Linked DNA regions of Mus musculus: regions 2, 3 and 4 are each linked to region 1. The links are chromatin loops, found by intact Hi-C in ENCODE. Cell type or tissue: heart. All regions are shown on one strand. Each heading gives the region's core, and the rest is flanking DNA. Links, peaks and the distances in the headings are about the cores only.

Region 1 (7,342 bases), core at 1,424-6,423:
AGCCCCCTTCTGTGGTTTTTTTTAATGGTTCAAAAACTAGGTTGATTTTATGCTAATGACTAGCTACATGTGTACAGACACATAGATACCATGTTCCTGAATCAAGCAGTCAGCCAGACCAGCCTCTGTGCTTGGTCCCTATCTCCGACTCACTGCTTTCAAGCTCCTTACACTTAATGCAAGTCAAATCTAACCACTATGATCAGGCTGGCCCAGAAGCATTTATTCAAAGGTCCCATCAGTGCCAGGCTCTATGTCAAGAAGCATGTTGGTAACTTGCTTATGAAACAGTAATGAAGCTGACAATGAAAGAATGATGAGTAAGACATGATCGCTGCCCTCTAGGAACCTGAGAATTCCCACATGCACAACCCTTCCAGTTCTAAAACCTAGCTGAAGTGCTGCGACCTATCTAAAGCTTTCCCTACAATGAACAGAAGAAAAAGCAACCCTTTTAAAAATAGTTTTAACCTTCAGTTGTCACTTTCTATTCATTTTAGTGTTAGTTCTAAAGTCTTAAGTCACAGATGGAGAGAGAGTTCAGTGGTTAAGATTATGGGCTGCTCTTCCAGAGGACCCAGGTTCAATTCCCAGTACCCACGTAGTGGTTAATAATCATCTATAACTCCAGTTCTAAGGAATCCCTCTTCTGGCCTCCAAGAAAACCAGGCACACATCCTGGTGTATAGACATATTACAAACTATATACAGAAAAGAAAAAAGCAATAGTCTTCATCACATGAGCTACTAGAGATTCATATTTCTGTACAACTGACTCTTTTGCTATATATATCTGCAAAGCCTAGGTTACTGTAACCATATGAACACAAAAGTAAGATCTGTGGGATAGCCCAACATCAGTCTTTCCACACCTTTTAGTATGCTAGTTACTACACACGGCTTCAACTGAAATACAGGCAGCTCTCAGTTTTACTTACTGAGGTAGGGTCTCTCGGGGCTGGCCAACTCGGCCTAGTCTAGCCAGCTATCTTCCTCAGGAAACTTGTGACCGCCTCCTGAGAACTAGGATGTCAAACAGCTGCCATACCCTTGCATGGGTTTTTCAGGATCAGGGCTCCAGTTCTCACACTTGAACAAGCAAGTTGCTTTATCCACTAAGCAATGTTCCCTGACACAGGTAGCAATATTTTAATAGGCCATATAAATGAGATGCATCTGACCTATTTCTGTCATTCATACATATATATGTATATATACACACACATATATACATACATGCTTATCAGTACAAATATTTTTTCTGTTGAACTTTAATTGACCTCTCAGAAAACTAAAATGATACCTCCTGACAAGTAAAACTTACTGACTAAATAAAGGAGTCCTCTGACTCCCTTAGCTATAAAAGGGAGCTGTTAATTACAAAATCTGTACTTGGGGGCTAGAGAGTCAGCTCAACAGTTAAAGAGCACTCACTGCTCTTACAGAGGATCCATGTTCAGTTCCCAGCACCCATAAAGCCAGCTCACTACCATCTGGGAACCCAGTTAGAGGATCTAGCACCTTCCAAGGGCACCCAGCACACACAGGGTGAATACACATACATGCAGGCAAAACACTCATTTACATAAAAATGAAAAACTTTTTAAAATCTATACTTTGTGAAATTACTGATTCATGTTTAGCCATGATCCTCTATATTCTCTATGATAATGAAGTCAACATAATAATCAATGGACAAGATATCATGCATTCTGGAAAAAAAAATACAAACTGTTGACTCTAGTCACTACCTCACTTAAATGCTCATTTAAAACTAGAAGTCCCTTAAAGCACAGCTCAGATACATTAGCAGTTAATCCATAAAGCCTTAAAGCTATACAACAAAAGCCTGACCTAATCCATTTAGCAAATTACTGGTAATTCTGAAACCCAGGGCCACAAATATAGAAGTTCTATGGAATACCTTTATTTCCAAATTTTAACACAAGTCTTTATAAGAAGCATTAAAACAAGTAAGCTCTGGTAGTGTACACCTGTATCCCCAGGAATTCAAGACCGGCCTGGGCTGTACTGTGAAACCCTGCCAAAGAATAAAGATTAAAATGGCCAAGGGGGTGGGAGGGCAGGGCTGAAATGATAGTTCAATAGTGCAGTTGATCAAGTGGCAAATATGAATCCACAATGGAGTGAGTAAATTCCCAGGAATAACCCGACCACTGAGGAGCCAGCAATGAGTAGGCTCGAGGCTCACCTAATCAGCAAGCTCAAAATGAAGGAGAGATCGGGTTACAAAAAAACCAAGGTGGATGACCCCTCACAACACCCAAGTCTGACCTCTGTCCCACACATGCAAGCATACACATAAAAGATAAAACAGCAAAAACCATCAGTTACAGCAAATTACTTAGGTTTGAGCACGTAATTATATATCACCAGTGTTTTGTGTAACAATGAATTTTCAATCATTAAACCCTTAGGATAGTAATGTGACCCTTAAGATAAAATAAAATGTGACAACTGTTTTCTAAATTTATATTTTGATGTGATTTTTCCAGACATCAAATTCCCAATAACAGACAGTATAGGTGCTTGTATTATATTGCAACCTAGGGGAAAACACAATCCTCGCTCAAAGCTGTAAAACAAAGACTAGAGGCACGGCTCAACAGCTAAGAACCTGTACTGCTTTTGCAGAGAACCTAAGTTCAAATCCCACCACCCACATCGACAACAACTCACAAGCACCTGTAACTCCAGCTTCAGAATCATGTCCTCTTCTGGCCTCCTTAGGCACCGATGCACATGCATGCACATGCATGCAGATTAATCCAATGGCTAAGAGCATTTGCTGCTTTTGCAAAGCACCTGAGTTTGGTTCCCAGCATTTGTGATGAGCCTCATAAGTGTCTGAGCTACAGCTCCAGGAGATCTGATGCCCTCTTCTGGCTTCTTTGCCAGATATACCCACAGTCAGTCACAAATAAATACATGAATTTAAAATTAAAAATAAGGGGCTAGAGATACGGCTTGCTGTCTAGTATGTGCGAGGTCCTGGGTTCAATCGCCAGGCACCAAAGAGATAAAAAATGTTGTAAATAGAAAATAAAACTATACCCATCTCCATTCACTGATGACACTGTAACCATCACAGAATGTACGTTTAAAAGGGAAAACCCTTAGTCCCAGCAACTGGAGAGAGTCAGGTGGATCTCTGAGTTTAAGGACAGCCTGGTCTATATTACGAGTTCCAGGCCAGCCATGTTTATAGTGAGACTGTCTCAAACAAACATAAAAGTAAATGGGAAAGGACCAATAATGCCTGAAATTCTAACTGATGTTACATGATTCGTTTACAAATGACGCTCACCATTATCAGAACAATCAAGTGGAGAGGCTCCTGAGGTATTTTGTCTTGATGGTTATGTTTGCAGACTGGGCAAACACTTCTGCAGAGTGCTACAGGACAGATTCCTGGGGCAGGGTTAAGTGGGTGACTAGATGAGCTTTTAAGTGTCACTTCTAAAATTCCCAATCTACAGCACGTGGAAAAGGAGAAAACATTCGGCCTCGCGACTAAACGATCTGTTTCGAATCCCAGTGAGCGTACATACTCGAAACTTGTCCCTCCTCTCCCGCTACAGAGATTCCCGGAGATTTTCGCAAACAAAGGCACGGAAAATATGCACAGGTGGGATAAAAAGGGGAGTGGCAGAGGCCAGGCGGCGCTCGCTCGAGACAGCGCCCCCACGCCGCCAATTTTCCCGGCCGCACCTGAGAAATCACTGCCATGCACACCTCCACCCTCAGGTGACGGCGTCCGGAGCGAATTCCTCGACCTATAACCCTCCGCCTGCACCTTGGTCGGACATTGGGTATTGTCTGCAGCCTCCAGCGCCCAGGAAAGGCACGGAAGAAAGAGAGAGAGAGAGAAAAAAGAGAGAGACAGACACACACACACATACACACACGAGAGAGAGAGAGAGAGAAAGAGAGAGAGAGAGAGAGAGAGAGAGAGAGAGAGAGAGGAGAGAGAATAAAGAACGAGAGGGAAATCAAGCGATCGGCAAGCCGCGCGCTCCTTTCGCCAAAATGAGCGTCCCTTCCTCGATCCCACTACCTAATTCGGGTCACAAAAGCAGACCCGCCAGCCCAGAGAGGCTGCAACCGGAGCTGGCCGGCGCGGAGTCGCGGGCGCCCTAGGTCCCGAGCAAGGAGGCAGCAAGAGAGGGAAATGGGCGTGTGGGTTGGGCCTGGCTGGCCCCAGGCCGGGCTGGGAACAAAGCCGCCCGGCTCCCCCTACCTGGAGCTGGGGCGTCGCCCAGGCGCGCGGCGCGGGGATCCGAGCGGCGCCCCTTCGGGACAATGGCTCCCTCCCCCGCCGTCGGGCGCGCGGTACAAAGGCGCGGCGCCCGGCCGGGCACCCGTCCGCAAAGTCAGGCAGAGGCTGGAGAGGGGACGGCAGCGGCCGTCCAGGGCTGCGGCCCGGGCCCCTCGGAGGGAGCCCCAGGCAGCCGCCCCGTCGCCTCCCCGCCCGCAGCCGAGCGGGCTCTCGCGGCACAAAGAGGCGCCGGAGTCCGCGGCGCGCCAAGCCCGGGGCTCCCGCCGACGGCGCGAGCCGCTCTGCTCCCCACACTCACCCACAGCTCGGTGCCCCAGCTCATGGCGGAACCTGAGGCGACTGGCGCCGGCCGGCTGCTCCCGCTGTCCTCTCTCGTCCCGACTTTCCCCTCCTCAGCGTCTGCCTCGAAAGCTGCCGCCACCACCACCGGGTTCCCCAGTGAGTGAGAGAGACACGACTGAAGCGAGCCGCCGCCGCGTCCCCGCCTCCCGGCAGCGGGGAGGGAGGGAGGGAAGGAGGGAGGGAGGGGGCCGGGGCCGAGGGGAGGCGGGACGGCGGGGAGGGGGCGGGCCGCGGTGCACCCTGGGATCGGGGCGGGCCCGCACTCGCGCGCGCGGGGGCCGGCGGGGGTCTCCTCCGAACAGCTCGCCCGGGGCGGGGATCCTCGGACCCTCGGCGGCGTCCGCTCCGGCCTCCGGGCTCAGCAAAAGCCGCACTCAGACTCCCGCTCCAAGATGGAGAGCCAGGGAGGACGCCCACGGTCCCTGCCTTGCTCGGAGACCCCCCCCCTCAAAGGAGGCGACCCCACACGTCAGCGTTCTTTGCGGAGCCCTGACAAAGAAACCACGTCCAGACGTTGGAGCAGAGGGGTGTGTGCGTGTGTTTAGTTAAAAAAAATCTGCCTTCGTAAGGTAACTTCTCCGTCCAGGCTTGGCGCTTCAGCCTGGGATCCCCGGGAACCACAGACCTGTAGAGGTCAAACGTCCAATGTGAATGCAACGTGTCACACGACGTGTCTGGTTTTTGTTTTTGTTTTTAATAAAGCATTTTGATTTTATTGTAAGTTCTTTCGGGAAACCTTTTTTTCTTTTTTTTAAGAGGCAAGCGATCCCGTAATCTTTTGGGGACGTTGCCATGGTAAAAGATAAGACTTGGTGGAAAGCGAACCCGACTGACACCTGCAGGAGGTGAGACGCTGCTGAGCTTGCCTGAATTCTAGGCTCGTGGCTACCTCCAGGGACCGGTCTCTCCCTCCTCACAGCCCTTCAACAACCTGTTCAGAGCCTGAGGCGTCTCTTGCCTCCGATAGGAATCTTGGCTGCAGACGACCTCTTGCTTTTAGCTGTGCTGAGTTATTTCCCAGCCTGCCTCCACTGGCAGTCAGCAAGTTTGGCTGGTGCTACTAGATACCGCGTACAGTCTGCTCACTAACTCCCCAGCATATGCTTTAGTATTAATTGCTTGTCGCTTAAAACACACACATTTTCACTCTAGAACCAGTAGAGTACTCTTCAGTGAGTCATGACAACTGAATGCTTCAAGGTCCCCCCACCAACGGACGTCTTATCAGCCTTGAAACTCCTCCCTACGGGACCGGGACCGGGACCAACACAGGTGTTCCAGCTTCTTCCGCCCCAGCCTTCCTGTTTACCTAGTTCTGCTCCCCATTGAAGTCCAGGCAAATAGCCAGAGCTCTCCAGGCAGTCTAACCACCACTCACCAAATTCTTTGCTATCCTTTTCTGAGGTAGGCTGAGCAAATGAATACTCTCTTCTAATTAGGTTAAGGCCGGTCTTTTTTTTTTTTTTTTTTTTTTTTAATGTTCTTTGAAAGTCGCTGAAGCCAAGTGTGATGACGCACACCTGTAATTTTAGTGCTCCGGAGGGGAGAGGCGTAACTACAGGAGTCAGAGGCTAGCCTGGGTTACAGAGTGTGCAGTGGTTGGAGGGTGGGGGTGGGGTGTTGGTAAGAGAGAATATCTTCCTAAGAAATAACTTCTTTCCACCATTTTTCTGGATTTCTCTATTTCAAAAAGGCCTGTCTCTGTCAAAGTATGTCTTCTAACAGTCACCTCTCCGGTCTCACTCTCACTCTCTAGATAGTATGAAGTTACTGTAGCAATGTCTCCTTTAGAGCTATTCCAGTTCTAAGATGTAACTTACCTACGCTCTGCCGTGGAAGCTAAGAAAGACCTAAGGACCATAATTCAAACCAAAATTACACCTCTAAGAGGCAGAGAGCAGGTGAATCTCTGAGTTCAAGACAACCTGGTCTACATGTGGAGTTCCAGGATAGCCAGGGCTACATAGACCGTGTCTCAAAAAAAAAAGTAAAATAAGCTATTAGTCATATTAACACTATACTATCAACATAATTCCCCAATAAAGCATAAAGTTTTGTCTTCAAGCTGAGCCATTTTCCTTTCCCTAAAACTTCTGAATAGGACTTCACAATTTAAACAACTCACTGCCTTAAAAGTAAAAGCAGATTTTGAGCTGAGGTTATGGGTAAAGCACTTGCCCAGCGTGGATGAGACCTTGCTTAGAGTTCAATTTTCAGGTCTGGAAAAAACAACGACAAAAAACACAGAACCCTAGATTTGAATTAACTAAAACCCAAGCAGCTGGCTACACCTGTGCTACACAGTGTAATTTTTAAAAATTACATCATCAGTTTTAACTACTGTAGCCTGGTCTGCCATGTTCAACATCTTGGGCACCACAAAAATAAAATCAAGTTCTTACAATACAGGAATAAAAGTGTCTATTGTTATATTTTGTTTTAAAAACTAATATTAATCAAAAGTAAAAACATATACTATCTAAGTCCTTGTTCCTAAAATAGTTGATATTTAGCTAGGCAGAGATGTTTTACACACACAAATGCTATTTGTCATGCAGCCAAATGCTATTTCACAGAGGTTTTGTGGGGGAATTTGGGGTTTTATTATCATTGTGTGTAGTATGTGTCTTAGTTAGAGTTTTACTGCTGTGAACAGACATCATGACCAAGGCAACTCTTATAATGACAACATTTAATTGG
Region 2 (7,342 bases), core at 851-5,850, 110 kb before region 1:
AGAGCGTTTCTAGCAGCCTGAGCAACATCCTGTAAGATAACTACCACGTTCAGACCTATAATTCTTTCTACTGGCTCAATTCCAGGAAATGGAATTTCTGCATGAAAATGTATTTTTAAGGCAAAGAGCAGTTTTTAAGTAACCATGGCAGCACACTATTCTGAGCTCGCAGAAGTATAGCGTCACTTGGATGTTAGAATATCCTAGGGGAAAAATGTCATCACTTCTGTCCTTGTTAGCGCGCCAGGAGGGTGAGCTCTCAGGAGGACATCATTCTGGACGCTAACTGGAACCCGATGGCAAGGGAAGCCGGGTGCCAACACTGTCCCTTTGAAGGTTTCAGCCACTCTATAAGCAACAGCATTATCTACATCTTATGGATGATGTAACTGAACCACAAGGCACTTATGTAATTTGTCTAGTCACACAGCTGGGGCAGAATACAAACCTAGGTGGTCAGGCTCCAGCATGATGTACTGGATGGCTGGCAACATCAGCACCATAGTGGCTACCTGTGGGGCTGTCCACTGCATTACAGGCATTGTACTCCTCGTGCTTTGCCTATTTCTCATATGCAAATGGATTATCTTTACAATAACTTTGTGGGGTGAGGAAACCTCAAATGTCTTTGTATTTTTTTTTTCCTAGCCTCCTAGCTTGTCCAGAATCCACCATGCCATCCCTGGGTTCATCCTGCTCTGTAAACGGAAATCTGAGGAGGATGATTAGGGGACCCAGACCCAGATAGCCTCTTCCTCTTCCCTTTGGAAAAAAAAAATCAGACCCAATGAGCATACAACTTCATTTCGTCCGCTGTTTTACATTCTCTAAGTCTGTGTAAATGTCCTCTTCTTGGGACATCTTCCTGGCCACCCTCATTTGAACAATAACCCTTCCAAATAGCCCATCTCCCTTCCAAAGTTTTTCTTTCCTTAGCTTCACAATATTCAGACTCACCATACTTGCAGCCGTCTGTCCCGAGAGTGCTATACCAAATACACACACGCACGCGCGCACACACACACACACACACACACACACACACCACAAAGCCCCCGAGGAAGCACACTTAGTCATTGCTGTGTCTCCTGAGTCTGCAGTAGTGCTGGGCATGTAGAAGATGGTCCATAAATAGTTTGGGTGTTTTGTTTTGCATTTGAGAGGGGGATGACCTCAAATGAATTATGTATTCCAGGCTGACTTCAGACTTACAGTCCTCCTGTCTTAGTTTCCTGAGCACATTGATCACCCGTGTGCAGAGCCATACCCAGCTAGGATACAGTCCTTGAGTGTGTCATTTAACAAACAAACTAAAGACGTGACTAAAAAAAGGGAGTGATAGGAGATGGCCCGGTTGGTAAAATAGTCATCTTGCAAGGACAAGGATATGGGTTCGATCCCCAGAACCCTCATTAAAAACAAAACAAAAACAAAAATCAGGAGAGCCAGGTGTGGTAATACATGGAGTGGAGAGGCAGAGAGAGGCAGATACCTGGGTTGTGGGAGACCGATTGTGCCTAAGGAAAGACTCCTCTGGTCTCTGCACGCATGCGCACACATTCGCACACATTCGCGCACATGCGCACACAGCAGACATAGCAGCACTGCCTTCTGGAAGTTCTTGAGTGAATATGTTTGCCTTTCCTGCTCCTCATTCACCATTTTGACTACAGGTGTCTGAAAACCTTGTGCAGCGGGATGGGGACTTCCTGGTTCGCGACTCCCTGTCGAGCCCCGGAAACTTTGTCCTGACCTGTCAGTGGAAGAACCTCGCTCAGCACTTTAAGATCAACCGGACTGTCCTGCGGCTCAGCGAGGCCTACAGCCGTGTGCAGTACCAATTCGAGATGGAGAGCTTTGACTCCATCCCGGGGCTGGTCCGCTGCTACGTGGGCAACCGGCGGCCCATCTCCCAACAGAGTGGTGCCATCATCTTCCAGCCCATCAATAGGACAGTGCCCCTCTGGTGTCTGGAGGAGCGTTATGGCACCTCCCCGGGCCGAGGCCGGGAGGGCAGCCTGGCTGAGGGAAGGCCAGACGTGGTGAAGAGGCTGAGCCTCACCACAGGCAGCAGCATCCAGGCTCGGGAACACAGCCTGCCCCGAGGAAACCTCCTCAGGTAGGTCTGTGGAGTGCTGGGGCCTCGCTTAGGCGAAGGGGAGGAGAGGGTTTTAGAACACTCACCGTCAGTGGATAGTGGTCACGAGTGTGCATGATTAACCCCCACTTAAAGAGCATCAAAATCAAGTGGTGGAGCTAGATGCGGGATGCGTGTGAGTAATTTCAGTGCTTTGAGGCTAAAATGGGGCGAGTGCCCCAAGTTCAAAGCCATCCTTGACTACAAAATGAGATTCCCCATTTCTAAAACTAAAACAACAACAAAAACAACAACAGGGTCTGAGCAGGGGATATGTGGGGGACACTGCAAAGAAGAGGGGGTTCCAGGGACTTAATGTGAGACGTTCAAGGGCCAGAGGAGCCTGGAGGGTTGATTGGCCAGGCTAAAGTAGAGGGTCTGTGTAAGGGAGGGATGGGGTTAGGAGGAACCCGACCGCACCCCACCAACGCTGATGGTGGAGGCTTTCTGCCCGGCTACAAAAGTTTGGCACAGTGAACAGCAGATCCTGAAGCAGAACTGGGTAGCATTAGGCACAGAGTGGGGAGAGACGGAAGCAGGGGAGCCAGCATAGGCTTCAGCAAGGGCCCAGGCTGGAAGGGGGAGGTGGGGTCGATTTCTGAGGTCTTCAGGGTTAGAGGAAAAAGCCCACCTAGGCAGTATACTAAGGGGAGGGCAGGGACTGTGGACATGCTGTGTGTCAGCATCCAGCAGGGGTCAGTGCTGAGGCTAGGGACTGGCCCTGCGGAAAAGGATTGGCTTGGAGGGAAACAGATGGGGTTTGAAGGACTGGAAGCGTAGAGGGAGGAAACTGGACTCCTGTGCCTCCTGGGCTGAAGTGTTCAGAGAATAGACAGGCAAGGCTGAGAAGGGAGCTCAGTATTTGCATAGGACTTAGCTTCCAGAGACGAGACACCTTTTCAGGGCCAATTGCTGGGGAGGAAAGCTGAGATGTAGCCTGGACCCCTCTATTGCCCTGGCTCCCCCGGCTCCTGGTGTCTCATATAAGTAAGCGTGTCCATTCGCCTCTCTGCTTTCCTGTCTGGGCCAAGAGAAAATATAAACTATAATTTCTTTACTGCAAACGCCTTATGAAATACAGGACTATGTAAGTAACATAAACTGTAGCTGTTGCCTGGTATGTATTAGTCAGCAACTGACTCAGAACCTGTGGCTCCATGCTGGTTCCCATGTGGTTAGCTGTGCAACCCTAGGCAGACACCTTCAACCTCTCTGGGGCTCCCTTCCTTGGTCTGGAAGCATAGACGCTGTTGAGTGAGGGTGCAGGAAGTGGACCGTGTTTACTCTCACAGCAAGCGCTGGTATTCCTGGGAGCTGTTTTTCTCTGCAGGGGAGGCAAAAGTCAGACTTAGGGGCAGGCAGGGAGGCGAGGAAGGGTCTGGGAGATGCTCTTCTGATTGGCCTTTGGAATGTAGAGGCTCTGGGATAGTTTCCCACAGGAAGCGACCAACACACTTCAGGTGGGGGAAGGGCGACCTCACCATGACCAGTGTGGCCTTAATGGGCTAGTCACCCTACCCTGCTGCCCTTCAGTGACTTTCCCACGTCAGCTTTGGCCCACTGCCACCTGCTGCCTGCCTGGCAGCCTGGGGCCCTGGGCAAAGGTGTGTATTTTCAGGCACTCTGCTTCCCACCTATCTAGCCACACTGGACTCCCGGAACAATCTGATGGGTTGATTGTTGATCATGGTGGACACGCCTCTAACGTCCACCAACGTTTCTCCAAAGTCATTTCCTTTAGTAATTTGCTACTTATCTTTGAGTGGTTGCTGGAAGGTTTTGATTGTTTGTTTCCAAACATAGGGAAGATCTTCCGGTTTGTGTGACACTGGGCTATGCTTCCGGAGGACCTGTTTATCACAGCCTGGCTGGTAGAGCGTATCTCTTCCTCTGTCAACAGAATACAGTCTACCGCCGCCTGTAGTTAGACCGATCCCCAGTTAATCAGACCGGACAGAGGGAGTGTGGGAGAAAGTGCCTCCAAGTCACCCTCTACCTTTCCCTGGCTGGTTGTGCGCTGTGCCTCCCAGTTGACTGTACCGGCCACTTTTGCTTCTAACTCAGCAGTTAGAGATCACCTGTGGGTGTTCCCCAAGCCCAGCCAGGAAGATAGGGATGACCGCCACCTCTGACCTGTGCAGCTAATCTGTACATAGAGATAGAAAGTGACCCCCAGCTTCCTCCCAGCTGACATTGAACCATTGTGGAAAAGTCGTGTTAGTTAAATAAGCCATTCCCCCAGGGACTGAGAATCATTTAAAGCTGTTTTTTTTTTTTTTTTTTTTTTTTTAAAGAAGTATACACATTCCAGTTCATCAGATGCCTTCCCACTACTCCCCAGAGGATGGTGACCCATTCAGCACGGTCTTTTCAACAGGATGGAAGGAAGGGCTGAGGAAACAGCCCAGGACTCAGCTGCTCTGGCCCTGGGGACTCTGGCACACCCAGTCAGTTCAGTTGCCCCTCCTCTTCGGCCTTTCCTTTACTGTTAGGGTATGCGCTGCTGCGTTCAAGTTCATTCCCATTCCGGGGAGTTTTCTTTTCTTAACTTTCCCTGAGTGAGTGACGTAGCCTGAAGGAGGGTTTTACTACTTAATAACACGTTTCTGCCTGGTCTCTCTGGCTTCAGGAATAAAGAGAAGAGTGGCAGCCAGCCCGCCTGCCTGGATCACGTGCAGGACAGGAAGGCCTTAACCCTCAAAGCTCACCAGTCGGAGAGTCACCTGCCAATAGGTAGGTGTCGGGGAGTGTCAGGCAAGAAGGTGGTAGTGTGGCCCTGGGGGTCCTCGAACTTTTTCTGCCCCAAACAAGCCACGGGGTGTGAAGATTCCATATCTTGGAGGGGAGGTTGGCAGAACTGTTTGGTTATGGCACGCTAAGCTTAATGCTTTATGCATCCAAACATTTAAGTCTCATAACCAGCCTTCAAAGTGGGCACAGTTACCCTCATTTTGCAGCCGTGGAAACTGAGTAAGTATTGAGTAAGAGGGTCACCTAGCTTTTGTACCCAGGATTTTACATTGCAAACCCTGTTGATATGTGGTGGTCATCATGATAGCAGAACTCACTCCTTAGCTGCCCCCTGCCCCATCAGTGGCTCAGATAGTCTGGGGGCTGCTAATGGAGTGGCTGTCCACAGACACCTTGCTGTTTCTCTGTGTTCTGTTCATAGCCAGAAGAGTGGTGGGGCGTGGAACTTGGGAACTCCATAAGCATTTAGTGCCAGTGGGAGGATCTTTCATTTCTTTTAATAAGTAACCTTCCACAGGGCCACAAAGTGACTTTTCCCAGTGCTCCTTTGTAAAATGTTTGTTTGGCTTATCTCCGTGTGTCTGTCTATCTTCCTTGCATCTCTTGCTCTCTCTTTAGTGCTGCCTGAGATCCACCCTGACTTGGTGACTCAGAGCCTTTCATGCTATGTGGCTGAAGGTTTCCGTTTCTTCTGACGGGATTGTGCTGTTCACTGCCCAAGACCTGTTTCCCTGTTCTGACTGTCCCAACCTGCTATGACCATAAATTGGTGTTAGGGCCCAGCCCCTGGGATTTAGAGTCACCTCTAGAGTGAGGTGGAGCCAGGGACGCCTTCACAGTGTTCTAGACTGCCACAAACCAGAACTGATGTGAGAAAGTCACGGTGTTTTCTTTTGTGGCAAAGAGGAGAACCCAAGGGCATAGGGTGAGAGCTGGGAGCGGTCACTCCCATTTTGTTTTCTGTCCTCCAGACAACTGAGCTTTCTCTGACCTTCTTTTCTCCTCCACAGGCTGCAAGCTGCCCCCCCAGTCTCCGAGTATGGACACAAGCCCTTGCCCCAGCTCTCCCGTGTTCAGGACTGGCAGCGAGCCCACTCTGAGTCCAGCACTGGTACGAAGGTTCTCTTCAGATGCTAGGACAGGGGAGGCGCTTCGGGGATCAGACAGCCAGCTGTGCCCCAAGCCACCCCCGAAGCCCTGCAAGGTGCCCTTCCTCAAGACTCCCCCCTCTCCATCTCCCTGGCTCACCTCAGAGGCCAACTACTGTGAACTGAACCCTGCTTTTGCTGTGGGCTGTGACAGGGGAGCCAAGCTTCCCATGCAAGCCCACGACAGCCACGAGATGCTGCTGACAGCCAAACAGAATGGGCCATCGGGTCCCCGGAACTCTGGCATCAACTACATGATCCTTGATGGGGATGACCAGGCGAGACATTGGGATCCACTGGCAGTGCAGACGGATGAAGGTCAGGAGGACAAGACCAAGTTTGTGCCACCTCTCATGGAGACCGTGTCGTCATTCAGACCCAATGACTTTGAGTCCAAGCTTCTTCCTCCAGAGAACAAACCCCTGGAAACGGCCATGCTGAAGCACGCGAAAGAACTGTTCACCAACCACGATGCCAGGGTCATTGCGCAGCACATGCTGAGCGTGGACTGCAAGGTTAGTGTTCTGTGGCTGTCCCATTCCATTACTCTTAAGGAGGTCTACCTGGCCACACCGCACCTTGCTGGGTCGATGCTTCGTCATAGGGGAGAAAGCCAGACAGTAACGCAGGTGTGGGATTTATTTGCAGGGTGGGAACCACCAGTCAGGGCAACCTTTGCCCAGCAGGAAACTGGTAAACTTTGCCTTGGACAGAGGGAGGGCAGACCTGCCCCTGAACCCAACCTGCTAAAGATAAGCGCCTCTGTGACTCCTCCTTCTACCTCCTTAGTTAAGAACTCCCTCAGCCCTGTCAGAACTGGAACAGTTGGGGGCGAAGGAGGACCACAGAAAGCCTGGTTGCTGGAGTGACAGGGCCCTTACTATTTTATTCTCTTATACATTATACTCATACACATGGTATATTTATTTAATTTCCAATATGATCTTTATGATAATCATCTTCAACTTGATTTTTTTTTAAAAAAAATTGTTCAAGTTAAAAAAATTGTAAGGGGGCTGGAGAGATGGCTCAGTGGTTAAGAGCCATTATACTCATACATTATACTCATACACATGGTATATTTATTTAATTTCCAATATGATCTTTATGATAATCATCTTCAACTTGATTTTTTTTTTAAAAAAATTGTTCAAGTTAAAAAAATTGTAAGGGAGCTGGAGAGATGGCTCAGTGGTTAAGAGCACTAACTGCACTTCTGAAGGTCCTGAGTTCAAATCCCAGCAACCACATGGTGGCTCACAACCATCTGTAATGAGATTGGATGCCCTCGTCTGGAGCGCCTGAA
Region 3 (7,342 bases), core at 991-5,990, 60 kb before region 1:
AAACATAAAAGTGAAAATGTAGCAGGCCAGGCAAGTAGTTTAGTGATATGATTAAGTATTTCGTATACACAAGGACCTAGGTTCAATCTTCAAAACCAAGAAAAACAAAAGTTATTAGCATAATGAAGTACCATTAATTTATTAGTAGTGTAACAGTCATTGCTAAGGGACAATGCACTTGAATTTTTCTAGTCTATACATTTTCATTTGCAGAGTACTATTAAAAAACTAGATGTCTAAGGCTGGTCAATTAATAAAAAGCAAAAGGAAAACTCCAGTAAAAAGGTTTATATTTAGTTTAAGAAAATAAATTCCATATGAATATTGCTCAATAATAACTAAGTATTTTATAGGCCTTATAATTAAATAATACCATTTAGTATATTAATTTGATATATAAGATTCTGTATTTAATATACTTAATCTTTTTAAAATTATTTTTGCTTTTGGAGATATCATTTCTCTGTATAACCAAGACTGCTTTTAAACTTCATATGTAACCCAGATTAGCTTCAAATTCTATTCTCCTGCCTCAGTCTTCCAGGTACTGGAATTATAAAGCTGTGTTTCACTCACATCGGCTTTTTAGTTTTTTATTAAGGTATTAGAAATTATATTTTATGCATCTGAAAATAAGAGGGCATAAAAACAAGCTTGACATTTTACTGTCAACAAAACAAGATTTTATAAAGTTGTTGAAGTCAGCATTAGTGACAAATCATTACAAAGCAACTCCAGTGACAAATTACTGAAAGTCTTAAAAATGTAAATACATTACAAGACAATGGTGGACATATGATTTCACATAAACAAAAAAAGCTAAAATATGACTGTACCCAGCACCCTCTTTATAATACCATTTTTTATGGTTGAACATTTCAAATGTTATAAAGAGGAGTTGTTTTTACTTGAGGGCAGCTATACTTAATTCTGTGGTGATTTTAAACTGTGTCTTTATAGGAGAGCCTTATAATGAGGGTGGAGAGTATTGAAAAGCCACACTACACACACAATTAGGCCATCATGCATTTCAACCCATTATTAAACTTACCCCTCTTTTGAGGCTTCTGAAAGAAGGAATTCTGGGCTTCCCTGTTTTTATTTCATTCATACAATAATGCACGGGCTCAATGGAGAGTGTGAGAAACTGGGACCCATTAGGAGTACTGGATGTGAATAAACTAGTAGGGGTTAAGGGTGGGGACTGTGGCTAATATGGAAATAAAGAAAGGAATCAATAAGCCAAATGTGCATAGTTTGTTGTCCTAAATGAAAATTCTATTTCTGGCAACATATTTTCACAAAATACACTTTAAAGTTTTCTATGAAAATAGAGAATAAACAAAGTTTTGCTAAAGCTATTATCTTTTAAAAGCCAATTACTTTTAAACAATACCATTTCACTTTTTTTTTTTTACAAACTGATAGATTAAAATAAAGAGTATACAAATTATATTAGAACAATATAACCTAGACTAAAATAATTTTTTCTGGATTTCAGCATGTTAGCATCATAATGGATTCTATATAGGTTATATTTAACTTGTACTTGTCAAGAGATAAAGGCATCAACTATAGTTAAAGTTATCACACAAAATACTTCTAAAACTGTATCTGATTACTATAAATAGGCAAATCTTCCCACCATCCCTAGCTTTCCTCTCAGGTCATTTCCTCTTAAATAAGCACCGGTATTCTCATCTTTGTAAGCTCTGGCTCCTCTGCTGTGACCAAGAGAGGTCTCACCACTCAACCTCTTCACTGGACAGTATTATTAAAAGCATAAGTAAAGCCCGAGTTACCAATAAATGTGTTTTTTAAAGACAGTAGCAGTTAGAGAATTTGAGTTAAATGTTATATACTTTCATATGCCAAGATCTAAGTACTAAATTAAATTAATTAAGCACACTTTAAAAATTACAGTGTATCAGACAGAAGGAATACATCTCTCCTTACTGGTCCAACACAACGACTAAATCGACAAGAAAGACAAAGTGCTGGTTTATCCTATTTGCTCTTGTGTTGAGCTATGTTTGCTTAGCTTCCAAAAATTAACAGGACATCAAGATCTGAGGCTTGACAAGAAGAGCAAGATTCTCTTAGTAAACTAGAGGTTCCTAAAAGCTGAAGTTAAATCAAAAACACTAAGCCCTTCTCATTAAAGTTGCATATGGATAATAAAAGGTTATAGTAGTATGAGCTATAGCAGGTAATTTGACGCTGATTATCATTTATCCCAACTAAGAATCTCCACTGTAGTAAGCAGTAACAATAAAACATTGCCTTAGAATTCTGACACTCTATATAAATAAAATTGTAAAAACATGTAATTTAACTAGATATTAAAACTCAGTTAATATTCTTCCACATTATTAAGTGCTCAAGGTACAAGACTGTTTTCTAATTAGTGAAAGATTAATTGAATCATTCAAGCTGAATGAAATTACTCCTCTATCAGTCATAAATTATTATCCATTCAACGTCTTTTTCAACTTACTAAGTAAGAGTTTGATTAGCATATGGGGATTTTTATGGTTTTTACCTTTGGCTTCTTTCCAAAGAGCCACAGCTTGCCCTTGGCCTTCCCCACTGTGGACTTGGAATCCATCTTGCCACTCTCCTGTTTGGCTGCACTGATGGTCCCGTCAGAAATGGTTCTGTAAATGTGCTGACTGTAATCTTCAAATGGAAAGTCTCCTGGAGGTTCAAAGCCAGACTTGAAGGAGTCTACTACCATTTGAGAATCCTATACATAAGAAACAATTTTTTAAAAACAATTTTGTTAACAGTACATTAGCTTTCAAAAAAATTTTAAATAAATTTTTAAAAAAAGTTCTATAGTAATCACCAAAGGCTTAAAGAAAATAATTTCTCCCTCAATGTTAGAAAAAGCATTCAATGTATCAATCCCAAGTGAAAAAATATAACACACACATACTTTGAAACTCTCAACTAAAGAAACTAAAAGGCCCTCCTTTTATTATTATTAAATGTAGGGACTCAGTTACAGACAGGCTCGTTGCTAGCTTTCACTGAAGGGCTTGCTCTGAAGACTTGAGTACATGGTAAATATCTGACACTCTGTTTTCCCCTCAGGATGGCAGAGTCTACTTGTCCATGCTTCTTAGTAACTCAGCATTTACTGAGAACTAATGAGATCGAAGACTATGTTGCCCTTTGCCTAAGCTGTGATGCTTCTGGCTCTATGCTCTCAAGAACAAGACTACGCTATGTCCTTGACTCCTGATGCCCTCTTCTTCCTCCTCCTCATCACTATTCTACACTGTTTCTTGATCAGCTCAAGCACTAGTTCTTGCATTCAAGATGGACTACACAAGATTGATCTGACAACACTAGATCGATCTAACCACATCCTTCTCTCAACTTTCATTAGAATAATATAATTTAAACACATAGTTCAAAGGTGATAATCTTGGATTAGAAAAAAATATTGGAAAGGGGAGGGCTGCAAGTTTCTTTTAAAGAATAAGAGTTGAGCTTATTGTAGGAGTCTAGCTTACGCAAGGCTTTCTCACACAAAGTATAATTAAGAAGCACGTATTCCTTAGGTTACTTTACTTCTTTCCCAAACCATCTCATTAACTCAAATGCACAACTCACCACACGCACCAATTCAGAGACAGCTACACAGTACTTACTCTTCTTTCATCAACTGATTTTGCTGCAAGAATCATTCCTTCTAAACATTTTGAGATGATAGGAATAACTTTGCGTTCTGAGTCTGCAAACCCTCTGTAACATTCACTGAGTTTAATTGTCCTTCGTTCATCCATTTCTTGTAGTTGCTAATAATCCAGAATTCAAACAAGGAGGGAAATTGAATTTTCTATTCTGTAGAACCATTAGTGACCTCCCCAAAAATATTTCTTCCGTATTACACTTTTATTTTAGACCTTTCAATGGTGCCATATAGACTTAATAATTCTTACAATCTAAAGCCTGTTAAATAAATAATAAAAGGAGGAAAATACAAGGCTTTTATTACTGATATTAATAATAATCATCTAAAACATCAACAACTGGCAACCAGGTCTTTGCTCCACACCTCCCCTACCCTTTTCTCTTAAATTTGGGTAGTTTTATGCTTTCAGGAAATGTTCCATTTAAACACCAAACTCTAGCATTAATCCCTGCCCCCTCTTTTAAAGCAATTATCCATAAGACACAAGTCTAAGATGTACTCCTTAAACTGGTTCAGAGTACTTGAGTTAAGACCTAGCTGGATGAAGGATCACAATTGATGGCATACAAACAGGTACCCAGACCTTACTACAGACTGCAGCTCAGAGTTGAGGGCATGAAAGGCAAACAGTAAGTCACATCACCAAATTCCCCCTCGTCCAAACTCACTATGGAAAATATGCTAAGACAGGTACATTCAGTACGTTAAAAGTCATGTTTGCACCCTTGCTCTCAGCCAGTACTGGCCTTTCTCCTCAGCTTCTCAAACTCTACTTCAGATCACTTTTTGTTGTTACTTTCTAAAGTCTGGGGTCTTATTTTGAGACCTTTGCTTTTTATTTCTTTGTTTGATCACAAAACAACTAGACTGCTCTAAGCAAATTCCAAAGTGGCCCCCAAACACAATAGGTAATTTACTTATAAGTTGAATTTTTGTGTCATAATAGTACCATAGGGAGCTGCACTATTAGGTGTGGCCTTGTTGGAGGAGGTGTGGCCCTGTTGGAGAAAGTCGTCACAGGCTCTGAAGGCATGAGCTTATATATAAGCTCCATCCAGTGTGGCAATTAGTCTCCTGGCTGCCTTCAGATCTAGATGTAGAACTCCTAGCTCCTCCAGTACCAAATCTGCCTGCATGATGCCATACTTCCTACCATGATATTGGACTGGATCTCTGAACCTGTAAGCCAACCCCAATTAAATATTTGCTTTTATAAGAGTTGCCTTGGTCATGGTATCTCTTCACAGCAATAAAAGCCCAAACTAAGACAATAACACTAATAATAAACATACAGAAAAGTCTGTGGTTTTAAAATAATAACATCTACTTTTCATATACAATTAGAACAAAATTTATCAAAAGTAAATTTTATACCTAGTGAATCCAGAATACAGAAAAGTCTGTGGTTTTAAAATAATAACATCTACTTTTCACATACAATTAGAACAAAATTTATCAACAGTAAATTTTATACCTAGTGAATTCAGAAATATTCTGATTTCTAAGGTTTAATACTTGAGTTTTGGAACTGGAACTGTATCATCATGCAAAATGCTTTCTTACGTCATGTAAAACGCTAGGTTTTATTTCCAAACTGAAAAAAAAAATTCTAACTTAAAATTAACTCTTTAGCTAGGCATGGTGGTGCATGCCTTTAACCCCAGCCCTGGGAAAACAGGAGCAGGTGGGTTTCTGTGAGCTCAGGCCAACCAGGGAAGATAAACAGTGGAACCTTGTCTCAAAAAAATTCTCAACTAGACTAAACTTACCTTGTAAATCTGAGGAATTACCACATAAAAATGTTTGTGCTGTTCTCCATTAAAATTTTGCAGCTGTGCAGCATATTCATTTTTATTCTCATCAGCCATATGCGTACGAAGGTTCAACTGCTGTTTGGCCTACAGGCAAAAATGGTCCAAATGATTGCCAAAAATAAAGTAATTCATTTTTCTGAAAATTATACCAAACCTAAATTGTGTTATAGATAACCCAACAGCTAATGAAAATGCTTCCAGATCTTACAGTCTCCTTATGACAATCCCTCTGTCCCTATGAGAGCTCTGCTCTATTCAATAATATAAATAGTCTACTTATAAAATTCACACAGAAAATAATAAATGAAACTAAAATCATAATAGATGTAAATGACTAAAACGTTGGGTACTGTAAAACTCAACAGTGTTTCAATCTCTATGAAACCAGAGGTACTTATTTAAAATAGTTCTGCCTTTAATTTCTTGCACAAGGGCAAAGGAGTATTATCTTCTCTGACAAGAATAAAAGTAAAACTGTTAGTTCTAACACAGTGAGTATAAGCTAAACAAATTTCCTAACTGATTGGGTTGGTTTGAATATGCTTGGCCCAGGAAGTGGCACTATTAGAGAAGGTGTGGCCTTGTTGGAGGAAGTCTATCAATATGGACATGGGCTTTAAGACCCTCATCCGAGCTCCCTGGAAGCCAGTCTTCTCCTGTCCGCCTTTGGATGAAAATGTAGAACTCTTAGCTCCTCCAGCCCCACATCTGCCTGGAAGCTGCCAAGCTCATGCCTTGATGATAATGGATTGAACTTCCAAACCTATATGCCAGCCCCAATTAAATGTCCTTATAAGCATTGTCTTGGTCATAGTATCTGTTCACAAGAGTAAAACACTAACTAATTAGACTCTGATCTAAATTAGGAAGTAAGAATTGGTCTCCACAGATTCAACACTGCACACCAGCAGTCTCATGTACATGCAAAGGCTGAGGCCAGAGAGGCAACAGAGTTGCAGCACAACCTGAGCACAACATGGCAAAAGTAAAGGAAGAGAGGGAGGGTGGGAAGAAGTGCGAGTGCCGTGTGTGCTATGTATACATCAGGGCTATGAGTTACACAGCACACTATTTTTTTTTCCTTTCTTTTGCTAAGGATTGAACGTAAGGGCTTTATCCTTGCTGACAAGCACTCTGGTTTGATCCTCATTCCCAGTCCTATCTATCTATCTATCTATCTATCTATCTATCTATCTATCTATCTATCTATCCATCCATCCATCCATCCATCCATCCATCCATCCATCCCTCACTCTTAGGATGCTAGCTTTTACAGATGCAGTTACTTAGCTTCTAACACTAGTTTATAACTCTATCTTGTTAATTCAGAAATAAACTGACTATGGAAGCAGGGTAGCCAAGATCATAGATAAGCCCACAAAACCTTATTTAATCCACGGCACATCACAAGTTCCTGCAAGTAAATACTATGGAAACTAAATACTATGAGTCAAAGTACAAAGTATTTCTACAGAGGAAAAAAATGAAATGAGACAAAACCTGAGGTTCCAGCCTAGAACATTCTCCTTCTACCATAAACTATAAAGTGGGACAAAGATTCCGAGTCCTAGCCTCAAGTCCTCCTGACCTGCCAGGGGACACTCCTCCAGGTCCCAGCTAGGATGGAGGTTTCGGCAGCGAATAAAAAAGAATAAGGCTACAAGCTCAAACAATTGAAGCCTAGTCTAATTTTCTAATAATAAAGAGATTTCAAATAACTGAACATTAAACCATGAACACTGAAATCTTGAAAGTTAGGATAAACTAACTAGCAGCCGTCTTATATCTCGGTTTCCCGATGCTTAGTGACTATGTAAAGCTAATC
Region 4 (7,342 bases), core at 1,080-6,079, 71 kb before region 1:
GGGAAGACAGACTAGAGAGGAAGCCATCAGGATGTTAAGTAAATAAACAACATCATCATCATCATCATCAAGCATCATACCATCAAAAGGGTAGATTGCTTTGCAGTGTCCAATAGCAGGCAGGGGATCATCATCTTCGAACTCATCATCAAACTCACTGTGGTGGCCATGTTGTTGGGGTGGCCCACGAACTTCTTGGTTTGCATCATCAGTGTAACTTCCCTCAGGGCTAAAAACCATTAAAGTATCTCTGATCAGGTCTGGCAAACACGAGACTGCTTTGTGTCTTATTTAGAAGGTGATCTCAAGAGAAATTGTCAGTGCCATACTTCTATATTGAGTGCGATTTTCAAACATTAACTATGCAGACTGAATGTGGTAATTCAAAACGATTCTTCACTCACTTTCCTGAAGTAAACACTTCAAAGATGACAATGTCTAGAGCAATGGTCAGTAAACACACCTCACTATTCCAGGACCTAAGGAGGACATGGAACAATGCGGTAGACACTAATTTCTCATGTCAGAGACATTCCTGAGCAGAATCACCCAGGCCTACGGCACCACGGGGAGGTTGGCTGTGCCGCAGCTCCTGAGAAGCCATGAGCACAGCATGTGCATGGAGGCGAGCAGCTCCTGGCCTACAGGGCAGATGAAGGCCTCTGCCCAGGACGACTGCCCTAAGAAAAGCTCACTTCCTTTTCTCCTTTAACCTGGAGGAAAACTGCAAGCTTAAAAAAAAAAAATCAGATGTAACTTTAAATCTAGCACAGGAGGAAGAACAGCCAAGAGGTAGAAAAAACATTGAGTTCTATGAATATTATCTAGGCTACCTCTTAAATTATTTAATGAAGCAAATTTTTATTCCAAGACAGTATAAGAATTCATTTTGCTTAAAACCAAGACTCCAAATTCTAATAAAATGAATTCTAATTGATTAAAGGAAATTAGTATGTTAGAAAATCCAAAAGAATGGAGTGTGTGTGTGTGTGTGTGGTATATGTGCACAAAAAAACCCATTTAACCTGGGGTTTTAACCTAGTAACAAAGTCCAGTGACCTGGAGCTCTCTTCCTTCCTGGAATCAGAGCAGCTGGCTAGGAGGCACACGATCAAGGGTTTTTACCTCTAAACACCTTACACCACTTCCTTCAGCACTGACAACCAGATACAACCGGCATTCTAACTTCCATTTTGTGTTTTTAGAAAATTGAGACAGGAAATATAAAAAATGAGCCTGCTCAAATTATGCTGTAATGATTAGACCAATATCTGATATTAAGCCAGTCAAATTTTTTTAAAGCTGAAGCACAGTTTACTGATTATCTTATGACAGGAAAACAAAACCAAATCCAGCATAGTAAGGAGGAAATGTAACAAGTAGTATTCACAAGCAGACCTTGCGGAAAGCTAAGTTGAAAACTGCAAACTAGTAAGATGTAACTCTTTTCTTCTTCATCAAACTCTAAGCAATTTGACAGCACTTTTTTTTGGGGGGGGGGTTGTCATAAGTTATCCATCTCCACATACACCTCAGTGGGATCTCTCCCCTCCCTGGGCTTCCTAAGCCTGCAGGGTTTGGTGTTTTTTGGTATTTTTTTTGTTCTGCTTTGTGATATTGTTGTTGTTTTTATTCTTAGGTACTAATGGATGTGATAGACTAGAATTGAACACGAAATTTCCTATTTTACCTACAACTATTACCTAATATACAGAACAGTTTCAAAAGACTGAAGTTATTTGATAAAGTTAGTAATGGAGAGAAAATTGAGAAAAAAGATGGACATTAAATGATTACTGAAGTTAAAAATTAAAATGAAACAAAACAAACCCTGACCTTTCTCGTCCCTGTGTCACAAGATGATTTATGTCACTGCTGTGTCTTCTGTCACCTCTTATACCTGTTTTGCCTTCAACTTCAGAGAGCCATGCCTTCAGAAAAAAACCAAAACACCAGACAGGTCAGTAAGTTTGAAAGTTCCTAAGGAACCCTGAATTAAAATGCACTTTGAGAGACTTTATGATTCTTAGAGAAATTTTATTCCAATGTATATAGTGACTAGGTTTATAGTTGAGTGTTTTGTTTGTTTCTTTTCTTTTGTTTTGGTTTTGTTTGTTTGTTGACAGAGTTTCTCTGTGTACTCTTGTCTGTCCTGGAACTTGCTCTGTAGTCCAGACTGGCCTCAAACTCACAGAGATCCACCTGCCTCAATCTGGAATTAAAGGTGTGTGCCACCACTGCCTGGCCTTTTATAGTTGAATTTTAAAAATAGTATGTTTAGTTTCATATGAAAGTTCAAATAACAAAATGAGTAGGCTGTTAGTTTGATAATTATATATTATAATGATGATACTTTCAGTTCATAAATTTTAAACTTATATTGGTATGTAAGTCTGGCAAAATCGAATCTATTGCAATAAAGTTTATAAAATATTTAAAAATGCACTTTCATCTCCAAATGCTGAGTTAACAAATGTACCTCATTCTTGTGGATTTCCATTCGTAAGCGGTCAATGTTATTCATGGTCTCTGCTAATTTAGGCTGCAGACTTCCTGGATCCCCCATCTGTGGATTTTTCTCATACACATCCTTCATTTTGTTGAGTGCTTCTCTGAGAAACAAAAGGAAACCACAAAATTAAGCATCCACTTCATGTCCTTTCAGAGTTCCGTTTATCTTTAGAGAGTCAAGTTTATCTGAACCTTAAAAAGTCACACTTCTAAGTTTGGACAAATATATCCTAATTAAAGACAATTTGTGCAAGGCTGTGTGTGTGTGACTACGTATATACAGTCAGTAATTTAAGGAAAGACTTTTAAAATGTGTATTGCTTGAGTGTTTACATTTACAAGACTTCTAATGGAAAGAAACATTTGTCCTGTCTTGAGATATTACTTATACATACATGAGCTTAGTAAACAGCTGGTAGAATATTCTACAGTGTTCTTACATTCATTGTTTCTCAAACCAAATTCATTAGTTTGCTTTGTTTTGAAACAGGGTCTCACTAGATAGTCCAGGCTGGCCTTTAACTCTTGATCCTCCTAACCTGTGCCACCATACCTGGCTCTAGAGGAAACATTACTTTATTAGCATTATTCTGCCAGCATCCCTTATCTCATCCCCACAGCATCACTGTCCTCCTACTCATCTGTGCCGGAAATAGTAACCCCACCTTTAACCATGCACCCCCTTCAGCTATTTGCCAGTTCCTGGTAGCCTGCCTCCTCAGATTATGCCAATCAGCTCTCTCTGATGCTAGTGCCCGACCCTGCTGACCAGTGCTCCTTAGTAGTCTGTTCCTGCCTAACCTGAGGCCTCCATTTCCTTCTCTCCTCCTCGCCTCTGCTTTCTTAGCAATCATTCACTGGCTGCTTCTTTGTTCGACTTTTAAATGTCTGTTATATAAATGACAAGGTTTTTCTCATCTCATCCTACACTCCTCTTTAGAATGTTTTGATCTTCAGATGATTCTGCAGTGTCTGTCTCCAGGTTTTTAAGTCCTAGATGTATAGCTCCACACTCACCTAGACACTTTCCATATGGATTTTTCACAAAACATAAGCAAAATCTTTACTTTCACCCAAACTTCTTTTTCTTTTTCAATTAATTTTATAGCTCTCTCAGTATCTACAAGTTAGTTCCACAACAACTTCCTTGCCTCCTCTCCTGATCTCTGATCTACTTAGATACGAGGCTCGGTGACCTTTAGAACAGTTGCTACCACCTAGTTGAAATTGCTAAGACCCCGACCCCCACTACCAGCAGACTGGTACACGTAGTTAAGACTTTTCCTAACTCATTCTTTTTCCCTTATCCTATTACTTCACTTACACAATTTCTAACCAAGTTCCTTCTCTCCATTTATACAGCAAGAGCAACCTCAGATGGCTATTCTGAAGAATTTAATGACATGTTTCATGTAAAATGCTTGATGTGTATGATAATCCCTCAACCAATACTGAACTCAATTTATACATTAAAAAGTGTATAAAATAGACGAGGTGGTTGGTGCAGGCAAAACTACTTTTGGCAACCAATTACCATGATTTGGGTTTCTGTTTGTTTTTTGTTTGTTTGTTTGTTTGTTTTTACAAATTTGTGGAATTCTAACAGGGACTAACAAAATGCTATAATGAAAACAAAAAACAAAAACCAACCAACCAAACCCTGACATTTGATTTTTACTTATCTAATATGTAAGCCATAATGTTTTCTAGTTTAGGTCATTTTACTTTTCCCTAAAACAAACAAACAAAGGTGTGTCACGGGCTGGAGAGATGACTCAGAAGTTAAAATCACTGACTGATCTTTCAGAGGACCCAGGTTCTATTCCCAGCATCCACATGGAAGCTCACAACCATTTCTAACTCCAGTTCCAGGGGTCTGCTGGCCTCCACAGGCACCAGGCATGCAGGTGATACATAGATATACATGCAGATCAAACACTCATACATAATGAAATAAAAATAAAAAATTTCAAATGTTTCAAAAAGTGTTTCAATCGGGATATATGATTTGGGGGAATGATAGGATTGAACTCGGGTCCTCATGAATGCTAGGCCAGCACTTTTCCCACTGACTTATCCCCAGCCCAGAACCAACGATCTGGAAGCACTCTGTGTCAGTGTACACAGCACTCATTAGTTCCAGAAGGGAGAGCAATGAGGGAGGGCTCAAGGAAACGCTACTTTTGGTCTGCTTCCTTCTGCAGCCCTCGGTTAAGCTCGTCAATGCGCTGCTGTAACTTCTTCCGCCTCTGCTCTGGTGGCAAATGACTGAAATCTTCTAGTGCTGGGCCCTGAAAAGAGAGCCTAAATCATTATTGAGACACTTTCAGATATGTTGTTTCTTAACTTTACCTTTTTTATAAATGAAGCAACTAACTTCAATTTTTATTTAGCTTCAACTTAAAAAAAAATCTATACAGATGTATTAGTAAAATTCAAAGCTTAAATTTCATATTTATAAAAACATGAAAATAGGCAGGAAAAAAAAAAGAAATCTTACCAAATACAGGTAATTATGAACTATATTACATTATTTCAAGTCTTGACAGTTAAAATGAATACACACAAGTCTTCTTACAGCAACAACAAAATGGGAACACACAACATTTCTCATTTATATTATTGAACTACTCTGTATGTACTCTTACATAGAATTCTTAAGGAAAAAAATCCAGTCATGACATTTAGAATGCCATGAATATGCTAAATAAAAATACGAGATTCATAGCTGAGCAACATAAGCAACTTACCGCATGAAGACAACTAATTAATATATATTTCAATACTGCAGTTAGTTTTTGAATGATTATATTTTCTAGACCATTCTTTGGAAACAAATTAAAATCTGATCATTAAAAAATTAAAGGTATAGTCTACGGATCAGAAATTACATACATGGAATACACTTCTGGTCTTATGTGAAACCAAATGACAGACCTCAGGTGTTTCTGAAAGCTATAACCCCTGTTTTCTCTGTCTGTCTGTCTGTCTCCCTCCTCTCTGGGTGAAACAGCAGGCTCTAGCTACAGTGTGTAACTCACGCCCAGATGCTCTGCCTCAGTCTCCCCAGTACTGCCCTTGCAAGTGCATGACACCATGCCCAGGCCGCATGCAGTGCTTTAGGGAACATTCCTCATCAGAAAGGTTTTAATCTTCTCAATCTCGGTGAATTAAATGTTAGTTAGTATAAAGGTGCAGAGTCTTCTACTATCATGTCTTTCTCCTAAAGACCATGCCTCACTGTGTAGCCTTGCCCTGGACTCCCAGCTCTGGTCTTAGTTTCCAGGTGTTGGGGTTACAGGAGTGTGTCACTATCACCACACTCAGTCCCATTTTCTTCTTAAATGTCATGTTAGTCATTGTTAATTCAGCTACATTCTATAGAGATTATAGTAGAATATTATTAACTACAGAATCCATTTAATAAAACCTGTATTAATATATTACATTCCAAAATAATACTTATTCTTTATTTTTCTCAAAATGGTTGAATATGAATACTATTCTCAATTTTTAAGTGCTACTGAGACAAGCCTACAAAATAAAATGCATTCTTTCTTTCTTGACTACTTACGTCTTTAACAGATGCTTAATAGCTTGATTTTACCAGTTACAAGGACACTCTGTTCACTTTTAAATTATTGTATTTGAGTAATGTGTGATTTCCCACCTCCATCTATCTCTATACACCTTGTTCCTGCAGAGGCCAAAAGAGAGCATAGGCTTTTACTAGAACTTAAGTTCCAGACAGTTGTGAGCTACCATGTGAGTGCTGGCAATTGAACCTGGGTCCTCTGTAAGAGCAGCTAATGGTCTTAATGGCCAAGCCACCTCTCCACACCTGTGTCATTTACTTTTAAACAAAAGAAAACCCATTTACAGGAAAAACCATGATCAAATGTTACCATTAATTAATAATAAGTACCTCCAAGACTCTTTCCACAGTGGCCCATAGACTATGGGCATTCAACAACCATAATGACTAAAAGTGGGGCCACTGTTTAAGTGGCTTTTATTTTATATCAGGTACTGTCAATCAACCAAACCTAAACTAAATGATGGAACAACAAAATTTCCTATATAAAATTCCTTTAAACTTACTAGCTAATGACCAATGTAATTTACCAGATTCATTCTAATTTGGGGCCCAGAGATTACACTATCATGTAACAGTACAAAGATAACCTACTTCATATTTTGAAAAATAATTCTGAAAATAGTTTAAGGAAATGAAAACATATTTCAGTTTAACAGGCTTTGGGGGGGGGGAGTTATCATTATCAGTGGGTAAATCTCCAAATATCTGTGTAACGCTAATGCGTTTATTACCTAATAACTGACACCTAATATTTTAACAACAGGAATCAAGACACGTGCACCCCTAACATCTCATTTCAACACTGTAACACATTCTTACATAAGAACATGAAGCAATTCCATTATATTTACTAAGAACTTCAAAAAGCCATGCAAGGCACTTAACCTGTCTTATAAATGTCTCAACTAGAAATGTTTACAACAGTAATCTGCTTTCTACATCTGTGAACATAGCTTGCTATGCAAGCACCCAGTTGTTCTTCATAATGTAAATCCATCCATTTGTATGAAATAAAGGCATACAGGAACACCTCAAACACAGAGGGATGGGAAACAAATACTCACACACACTCTCACACAAAACAGAATACTTTTGCTTCCCAACAAAGAACAAAACCCATTATAAAATTAGCAAAACTTTTTTCTTTTCTGGAAAAACCTAATAATTCTTATAATAAAGTAAACATTAAATTTGTATGACCTTTTAAAGAAAGTAAATTTTTAAAAGTGTATT

What was found. Hi-C counts contacts between places; a loop is a spot of excess contacts. Peaks named below come from ENCODE experiments on the same cell type or tissue, not always from the same donor. Only the 100,000 strongest peaks of a DNase experiment are listed, where the experiment ranks them.
Region 2: a loop joins it to region 1, with 2.3 times the contacts of the local background. A loop is called at or near these places in 11 of 42 quality-filtered maps.
Region 3: it touches region 1 in a loop (3-fold over the local background); 7 of 42 quality-filtered maps call a loop at or near these places.
Region 4: a loop joins it to region 1, with 2.1 times the contacts of the local background. A loop is called at or near these places in 8 of 42 quality-filtered maps.

The regions. Positions count from the first base shown.
Region 1 is chr3:122,614,932-122,622,273 of GRCm38, forward strand. Fnbp1l (formin binding protein 1-like) reads right to left here and starts at 4,783. Exons shown (of 14, transcript NM_153118.3): 1 at 4,599-4,783. The coding sequence starts at 4,622. Gm43568 (predicted gene 43568) reads right to left here. Exons shown (of 2, transcript NR_166115.1): 2 at 7,318-7,342. In heart, for the core only: CTCF peaks have their summits at 2,894 (motif pointing left), 3,690 and 5,505; DNase peaks (open chromatin) are centred at 4,240, 4,750 and 5,900; H3K4me3 peaks cover 3,608 bases; H3K27ac peaks cover 2,774 bases.
Region 2 is chr3:122,506,453-122,513,794 of GRCm38, forward strand. It overlaps Bcar3 (breast cancer anti-estrogen resistance 3), which reads left to right. Exons shown (of 12, transcript NM_013867.3): 5 at 1,674-2,119; 6 at 4,767-4,870; 7 at 5,899-6,551. Among named protein-coding and RNA genes, the nearest start is that of Gm34349, 30 kb to the left of the region's middle. In heart, for the core only: a CTCF peak has its summit at 2,825 (motif pointing right); DNase peaks (open chromatin) are centred at 2,829, 3,649, 4,199 and 4,579; H3K27ac peaks cover 1,650 bases.
Region 3 is chr3:122,555,361-122,562,702 of GRCm38, forward strand. It overlaps Fnbp1l (formin binding protein 1-like), which reads right to left. Exons shown (of 14, transcript NM_153118.3): 7 at 5,473-5,601; 8 at 3,660-3,806; 9 at 2,543-2,746. Among named protein-coding and RNA genes, the nearest start is that of Mir7657, 17 kb to the left of the region's middle. In heart, for the core only: no CTCF peak of the experiment used is centred there; no DNase peak of the experiment used is centred there.
Region 4 is chr3:122,544,464-122,551,805 of GRCm38, forward strand. Fnbp1l (formin binding protein 1-like) reads right to left here. Exons shown (of 14, transcript NM_153118.3): 10 at 4,693-4,802; 11 at 2,480-2,612; 12 at 1,837-1,931; 13 at 81-229. Among named protein-coding and RNA genes, the nearest start is that of Mir7657, 6.5 kb to the left of the region's middle. In heart, for the core only: no CTCF peak of the experiment used is centred there; no DNase peak of the experiment used is centred there.